Regions from separate parts of the Homo sapiens genome. Here region 1 is linked to region 2. A link is an interaction called in ENCODE POLR2A ChIA-PET data of the cell type or tissue named here. Cell type or tissue: GM12878. All regions are shown on one strand. Links, peaks and the distances in the headings refer to the core of each region. The heading gives the core; the rest is flanking DNA. Region 1 overlaps SGPP1 (sphingosine-1-phosphate phosphatase 1). Region 2 has its middle 39 kb from the start of MTHFD1.

Region 1 (4,397 bases), core at 172-4,171, 640 kb after region 2:
AGCTGAGGTGGGTGGATCACCTGAGGTCAGGAGTTCGAGACCAGCCTGGCCAACGTGGTGAAACCCTGTCTCTACTAAAAATACAAACAATTAGCTGGGCGTGGTGGCAGGCGCCTGTAATCCCAACTACTTGGTAGGCTGAGGCGGAGAATCACTTGAACTCGGGAGGCAGCGGTTGCAGTGAGCCAAAATCACAGCATGAGCAACAAGAGCAACACTCCATCTCAAAAAAAAAAAAAAAAAAGGTCGGCTGGGAGCAGTGGCTCATGCCTGTAATCCCAGCACTTTAGGAGGCTGAGGCAGGAGGATCTCTTCAGCTCAGGATACCAGCCTGGGCACCATGGTGAAATTCCATCACTATAAAAAATATAGAAAGTTAGCCAGGCGTGGTGGTGTGTGCCTGTGGTCCCAGCTACTCTGGAGGCTAAGGTGGGGAAAAATCACCTGAGGCTGCAGTGAGCTGTAACCACATCACTATACTCCAGCTTGGGCAACTCAGTGAGACCCTGTCTCAAAAAAAAAAAAATAAATAAAAATAGAAGGAGGTCAAGGCTGGGCATGGTGGCACATGCCTGTAATCCCAGCACTTTGGAAAGCCAAAGCAGGAGGATCACTTGAGGCCAGGAGTTCGAGACCAGCCTGGGCAACAAATCAAGACCCTTTCTCTACACAAAATTTAAACATTAGCCAGGTGTGGTGGTATGTACTTGTAGTCCCAGATACTTGGGAAGCTGAGGTGGGAGGATCACTTGAGCCCAGGAGTTGGAGGCTGCAGCGAACTATAATCATGCCACTGTGTCTTAGCCTGGGAGATAGAACGAGACTCCATTAGTAAAAAATGAAAATTAAAAAAAATAAAGAGTTAAAAAAGTGAAGTACAAACATTTATCACTATGGCTGGTAATTGTGTGCACTCCACTTTATTAACTGTGGTCATCTGAAATACCATGATAGACAATCTGAGCCTTTTGATGAGATCCATCAAAAACCACATGGGCCAGCTACCACATGTGCAGTCACCCAAAGAGTCAAGATCTCAAGAAATTTTATCTTTCACAAATGCAGATGTACATCACTTCGTTTATTAAGTTTCTACATTTTTACCTTGTGAACCAGGGAAGTTGATGGTGTAACTCCCAGTCCAAGGCTGAAAGCCTCAGGATCTGGGTGGTTGCTGGTGTAAGTATGTGCTGGAATCCCAAGGCTGGTGAGCCTGGAGTTCTAACATCCAAGGCAGCAGAAGAAAAGTCTGTCCCATCTCCCAAAGAATCCAGTTAACCTTCTGGATATGTTCTGTCTGGGCCTCCTGCAGATTAGATGGTGCATGCCAACATTGAGGGCAGATCTTTCCCATCTAGTCCACTCTGACTCATACACTAATCTCCTCTGGAAACATGCTCACAGACACACCCAAAATGATGCTTTACCAGATTTCTAGGTATTTCTTAATCCAGTCAAGCTGACACCTAAAATTAAGTCCACAAATTCAAACCTTGTCAACTTCACACCCATATGTATGAACTGTATATAATTTCCATGTAAAGACAATAGCAAGAAAATACTTCACCTAACATGATATGGCTATCCCACATACAACCAAAAATGTGCTAAATTTCTTCCCTAGATTTTGGCTTTCAAATTCCAGGATTTTAATATTTTGGGTTTTTAATTTTCAGGATTTTAGATATTAGAGATTTTAGACTTTAGAGATTTTGATCTTTTGGGATTTCAACATTCAGGATTGTATCTTTTGGGATTATGACTGACACCAGTTCTGACATAGACCGTTTAGGCCACAGAGCCTAAATAGTTGCTATCAGGCTCTTTACAAAAAGCTTTGCCAGTCCCTGACTTAGTGTCAATGGCAGTAGAGAGAAATGGGTGAATTTGATAGATATTAAGAGGTAGAATTGACAAAACATGGTGACTAATTGGATATATCAGTAAGAAGGAAAAAAAGTATTGTTCTGAGGTTTCCTGCTTGGCAAGCTGAGAAGTAGTAGTTTGGTTTATAGAAATAGCAAATAATGAAAGTGGGTCAGATTTGGGGAAAGTGGCAACGGCATGGAGATGACTTCAGTTTTAGGTATTTCGAGTTTGAAGTGTCTATAAGTCATCTGGAGCTGTCCAGGAGATGGTTCTATACATGAAGATCAGGACCAGTTTCTTGTCATCAGCATATAGGTGCAAAATGAGTACACACAGAAGAAGAGAGGGTCTGCTGGGCACAGTGGTGCAGGTCTGTAATCCCAGAACTTTGGGAGGCTGAGAATGGTGGATTGCTTGAGCCCAGGAGCTCGAAACCAGCTTGGGCAACATGGTGAAATGCCATTTTTTTTTTTTTTTTTTTTTTGAGACAGAGTTTTGCTCTTGTTGCCCAGGCTGGAGTACAATGGCACGATCTCGGCTCACTGCAACCTCCACCTCACAGACTCAAGCAATTCTCCTGCCTCAGCCTCCCAAGTAGCTGGGATTATAGTCCCAGCTACTCAGGAGGATCACTTGAGTCCAGGTGGTTGAGGCTGCAGTGAACTGTAACGGTGCCATTGTACTCCAGCCTGGGCAACAGAGCAAGACCCTCCCTCAAAAAAACAAACAAAAAATAAGTAAAAAATACAAAAAAATTAAAAATGTTCTGTTTTCATACGCACATGTCTGCCTCACTCATAGTTTTATTTTTATAAATTCAAGCACACAGTAGAGACTCTCTTTCTGACTTTATTTGCAGCTACTTTTAGAAAAAAGAATCTGACTGGCTCAGCACAGCCAATGGTTTTGCTTCCCTAGTGCCAAGTGTTCATTCCTGATCCAAGTAGCTGTGGTCAAGGGAGCAGGATCACAGGGGATGAGCATGTCTCCAGGGCCACACTGCTGGGTCCAAGTGGGGGAAGTTTTCAGAAGAGAGGGGTGTAGATTGGACAGTATCATAAAATGAATGTAGTACAGAGGGAAGCCAGAAGTGAAAGTAAGAGAGAGGGTGTTTCTAGAAAAGAAAAGTAGTTAACATTGTTATTCTGCTAAGAGAACAAGCAAGATAAGTACTGAAATTTATAGAAGACTTAGAAAATAAATTAAAAAAAGAAAAAGCTAATGTTAATTTTTTATTTCCTTACAATTTGAAAATAGTTGGGACCATATTATATGTGGAGTTTATTCTTTTTATTTAATATTATATGTGATTATTAATTTTATGTATCAGTTTATTTGAGTAAAGGTACTCAGATTTTTTTTTTTTTTTTTTGAGATGGAGTCTTGCTCTGTTGCCCAGGCTGGAGTGCAGTGGTGCGATCTTGGCTCGCTGCAACCTCCGCCTCCCAGGTTCAAGCGATTCTCCTGCCTCAGCCTCCCCAGTAGCTGGGATTACAGGTGCCTACCACCACGCCTAGCTAAGTTTTATATTTTTAGTAGAGATGTGGTTTTGCCATGTTGGCCAGGCTGGTCTGGAACTCCTGACCTCAAGTGATCTGCCCACCTTGGCCTTCCTGGGATTACAGGCCTTGACCACCATGGCCAGCAAAAGTACTCAGCTTTTGATCAAAAATGATCAAAACATCTAGATGTTTTTCTGAAAGTAGTTTTTAGACAAGTTTAACATTTAAATCAGTGGACTTTGAGTAAAGCAGATTATCCTCCATAATGTGAGTAGGTCTTATCCAATTAAATGAAGGCCTTAAGAGAAGACTGACCTCCCCCAAAGAAGAGTGAATTCTGCCAACAGAATGGTTTCAGACTTGAGCTACACATTAACTCTTCCCTGGGTCTTCAGCCTGTCGGCCTGCCCTGCAGATTTTGGACTTGCCAGCCCCTACAACTGCATGACCAATCCTTAAAATAAACTTTTCTTTGTATATGTAGATATACATATCCTATTGGTTCTGTTTCTCTGGAGAACCCTGAGTAATACATTATGTAAAGAATTTTCCCACCAATATAAATCCCTAGAAAACAATCTTAATGGCCAGGTGCAGTGGCTCACGCCTGTAATCCCAGCACTTTGGGAGACCGAGGTGGGCGGATCACCTGAGGTCAGGAGTTCAAGACCAACCTGGCCAACATGTGGAAATCCCGTCTCTACTAAAATTACAAAAAATTAGCTGGGCGTGGTGGTGGACGCCTGTAATCCCAGCTACTTGGGAGGCTGAGGCAGGAGAATCGCTTGAACCCGGGAGGCAGAGGTTGCAGTGAGCCAAGATCGCGCCATTGCACTCCAGCCTGGGCAGCAAGAGTGAAACTCTGTCTCAAAAAAAAAAAAAAAGAAAGAAAACAATCTTAATGAATGAAATTTTAAAAATATTCCTATGAAATAGTTTTTATACTGTAGGGTTATGATTATTATAGGTCTTAGTATCCCCATTTATAGATGAGGAAACTGAGATGTAAAGAGATTATGCGGCTAG
Region 2 (4,397 bases), core at 234-4,233:
GAACTATAGGTGCACGCCTCCACGCCTGGCTAGCTTTTTGAAGTTTTTGTAGAGATGAGGTTTCGCCATGTTGCCCAGGCTGGTCTCAAACTGCTGAGCTCAAGTGATTCTCCCGCCTCGGCCTCCCAAAGTGCTAGTATTACAGGCATGATTCACCGTGCCTGGCCAGTTCTTTTTTTAAAATATACGTTTTATGGCCTGGCACGCTGGCTCACCCTGTAATCCCAGCATTTTGGGAGGCTGAGGTGGGCAGATCACTTGAGGTCAGGAATTCGAGACCAGCCTGACCAACGTGGTAAAACCCTGTCTCTACTAAAAATGCAAAAGTTAACTGGGCATGGTGGTGTGCACCTCTAATCTCAGCTACTTGGGAGGCTGAGGCAGGAGAATCACTTGAACCAGGGAGGTGGAGGTTGCATTGAGCTGAGATTGTGGCACTGCACTCCAGCCTGGGCAACAGAGCGAGACTGTCTCAAAAATAAATAAATAAATAAATAAATACACATTTTATTAGTTTATTTTGGTTTATATGTAATGAATATATATAGTATGTTTATTAAATCTGCACCCTACTTTCTCTTTTCCCTTCTTAAGTAAATGTGCTTTTTTTGTCTTTTGTTTTTAAATCAGAAAAAGAGTAAGTACTATTGAATGTTCCTCTGTAGCTTGTCCAATAGATTTTTATAAGAAATGTTTCTTTTCACTGTGTTCTATGTATTTTTGTAATTTTAGTGTTGATTTCCATTTTTTGGCTGAAGGTATTCAGAATTTTTGTTTGTTTGTTTTTTGTTTTTGAGACGGAGTTTCACTCTTGTTGCCAAGGCTGGAGTGAAGTGGTGCAATCTCGGCTCACTGCAACCTCTGCCTCCCAGATTCAAGCAATTCTCCTGCCTCAGCCTCCCTAGTAGCTGGGATTACAGGTGTGCACCACCATGCCCAGTGAATTTTTGTATTTTTAGTAGAGGTGGGGTTTCACCACCTTGGCCAGGCTGGTCTCGAATTCCTGACCTCAGGTGATCCCCATGCCTCGACCTCCCAAAGTGCTGGGATTACAGGCGTGAGCCACCGCACCCAGCCTAGAATTTTTTTAACCCTTTATACACACACACACACACACACACACACACACTTTTCAAAATCAAATATACCAAGAGTCTTTTATTGAAAAGGAGCAGCCCTCTTCTGTACCTCTCTTATTTCCCAGAGGGAACTCTTTAACTCTTTTAGCTGTTTCTGATAGTAACTTCCATTTTCCTAAACAATTTTAAACTGCCTTATCTCGAGTTATCTATATTAGACATGTTGTTGATTTCCTGTTATATGATAGATGAAATTTCATCTCTCATACCACTTTCCTACCTGCTCCTTTCATCTTCCCAATCTGGTTATATTGATATTTTAAGCTAAATGCATAATCAGCATTTACTTTACCGTGATACTAAATGTTTACAAAAGCATGAAGTACTATATTCTTGGTACATTTTCTTTCTTGTATTGCATTTTATTTTTCCTACAGTTAATACCTTCCTTATATTTTCATACGTTTAATTTTCAGTGTTCATTTATCAAGGTTTTTTTCCTGCCTAAATCTGTATCAGATGATCCTTTAGTCTTTAAAAATCTCCCATTTTTTCTCTCCCAAAGTCCTTCATTCCCTTGCTTCAGTCTGGATTTTACTCTGTGGGCCTGAGCACAGCCATGATGCCATGACTTTCCTTCTCTAATCTCCTGGTTAGGTTTCATTGTTTGCCGAATCACATTTCTTCCTCTTTTTTGGTTTCCTTTCTTATTTTACTGGAACACATCCTCCAATGGCTTCCTAAGAAATGGTGCCTTGGAGAGCGACATTTTTTGAGGTCCTTGTGTGAATGACAATGTCTTTTTTTGTTTGAATCATCATACTCAATTGATAGCTGGGTTTAGACTTTATTTTCACACACGGACTTCATTGTCTTCTAATCTCTAGGGTTGTTATTGAGGAAAATATGCCATTCTGATTCTTGTTCCTTAATATGTTATTTCTTGTAATGGATTAAAACATTTACCATAACTTTTTTGTAATAACATTTTATAACTAATTTTTTTCTCATAATAAAATTAATTCAGCTGGGCATAGTGGCTCATGTCCGTAATTCCAGCACTTAGGGAGGCTGAGGTGGGTGGATAGCTGGAACCCAGGAATTTGAGATCAGCCTGGACAACATGGCAACACCCCATCTCTACAAAAAATTTAAGAACTAGCCAGGCATGGTGCACACTTGTAGTCCCAGTTACTGGGGAGGCTTAGGTGGGAGGATGGGTTGAGCACGGGAGGTCGAGGCTGCAGTGTGCTGTGATTGCACCACTGCACTCCAGCCTGAGCGGCAGGGTGAGACCCTGTCTCAAAAAATTAAAAAATCATGTGTATTAGTGAAGATTTGTAAAGTAGAAAATAATAGAAATAAAATTGAAATCACCAGTAATCCCACCATTTTGCGATAACTAGTATTAAATATAGGTATATTTCCCTCTGATTATTTTCCATGTATATTTTTATCATCATTGAGATGTACATAGTTTTTCTTAATCCTGCTTTTTTCATTAACTACATCATTGTTAATTTTTCTTAATAAATATTTTTGAAAACTTAATTTCTAGGGAATAATCTATCATATAATAATTTTTCTTTTTTGACATTTGCATTGTTTCAGTTTTTTCTATTATGAATAATGTTGTAAAGAATATCTTTGTGGGCCAGGTGCGGTGGCTCATGCCTGTAATCTCAGCAGTTTGGGAGGCCAAGGTGGGCGGATCACCTGAGGTCAGGAGTTTGCGATCAGCCTGGCCAACATGGTGAAACCCTGTCTCTACTAAAAATAAAAAAATTAGCCAGGCATGGTGACAAGCGCCTGTAATTCCAGCTACTCGGGAAGCTGAGGCTGGGGAATCACTTGAACCTAGGAGGCGGAGATTGCATTTAGCCAAGATTATGCCATTGCACTCCAGCCTGGGCCACAAGAGCGAAACTCTCAGATATTCAAAAAGAATATCTGAATATCTTTATGGCCGGGTGCAGTGGCTCACCCTTGTAATACCAGCACCTTGGATGAGCAACGCAGGAGGATCACTTGAGCCCAGGAGATTGAGGGAAAAAAAAAAAAAAAAAAAAAAAAAAAAAGCCCGGGTGTGCACACCCTGTAGTCCCAGCTACTCCAGATGTTGAGATGGGAGGATCACTTGAGCCTGGGAGGTCAAGCCTTCAGTGAGCTGTGATAACGCCACTGCATTCCAGCATGGGCGACAGAGCAAGACCCTAACTTAAAAAATAAAATAAAATAAATAATATCTTTGTGTGAGTCTTTTTTTTTTTCCCCGAGACGGAGTTTCGCTCTTTCGCCCAGGCTGGAGTGCAGTGGTGCAATCTCCGCTCACTGCAGCCTCCGCCTTCCGGTTTCAAGCGATTCTCTTGCCTCAGCCTCCTCAGTAGCTGGGATTACAGGCATCTGCCACCACGCCCAGCTAATTTTTGTATTTTTAGTAGAGACCGGGTTTCATCATGTTGGCCATGGTCTCGATCTCCTGACCTCGTGATCTGCCTTCCTCAGCCTCCCAAAATGCTGGGATTACAGGCTTGAGCCACAGTGCCCGGCCCGTGTGTGAATCTTTATCCACATATTTGATTATTTCTTTATAATACATTCCTAGAAAAGTTGAACTAATCTATGCTACTGCTTGGTGCTTATAAAATCTATTTCATTGTACTCTTGGTAGTCCTGAGTCATCACTTTTATTGTCATATTTTATTTTCTTGATTATTTTAATAATGCTTATTTATGGTGAAAAATATTTTACTTATGGAAGTATTGTTAAGCCTGCAGTGTGTTAGTCTGGAGTGGATGTGGTATTATGCTAGTGTATAATAACATCTTAAAGCACAATTTTTTACTTCAATACTGTTGATTTCTGCAAAGGAAAACTCAGGGACTAAGCATTCCCAGATAGACAAGCATAGCAAGAAGTTCAAAAAGCTAGAGAAAGACAACATGCAACAAAACAAATGTTATTGAATATTTGGCAGAATTTGCAGATTGCTACTACGCAAAGATTGGAGGAGAAAATTCAGAAACTTCAGAGACAGCTCAGTGATTTGAAATTGTCAAATAAAAATATGAAAACTCAGCTGACAAGAGTAAATGTCCTTAAAGTAAGTAAAGGAAGTGAGGCTTTCAGAAATTCACTAAAGCTTTGGTCTTTTACCATTTTAGCAGCATGCTTTTCATTGAAGCTAAAAAAATTAATATTAAAATTATTTTACATACATACAAAAGAATATATATTTAAGCATATAGAATAAAATTGGAATTCACCACTCATTTTAAGAAACAAATATTACCAATACAATTGAAACCCCCATATAT

What was found. Peaks named below come from ENCODE experiments on the same cell type or tissue, not always from the same donor. Only the 100,000 strongest peaks of a DNase experiment are listed, where the experiment ranks them.
Region 1: POLR2A ChIA-PET joins it to region 2 with 6 read pairs; 3 of 35 experiments call an interaction of 5 or more read pairs at or near these places.

What each region holds. Positions count from the first base shown.
Region 1 is chr14:63,710,874-63,715,270 of GRCh38, reverse strand. All of the region lies in intron 1 of SGPP1 (sphingosine-1-phosphate phosphatase 1), which reads left to right. Among named protein-coding and RNA genes, the nearest start is that of SGPP1, 15 kb to the left of the region's middle. In GM12878, for the core only: no CTCF peak of the experiment used is centred there; no DNase peak of the experiment used is centred there; H3K27ac peaks cover 1,083 bases.
Region 2 is chr14:64,347,309-64,351,705 of GRCh38, reverse strand. It overlaps the pseudogene TEX21P. Among named protein-coding and RNA genes, the nearest start is that of MTHFD1, 39 kb to the left of the region's middle. In GM12878, for the core only: no CTCF peak of the experiment used is centred there; no DNase peak of the experiment used is centred there.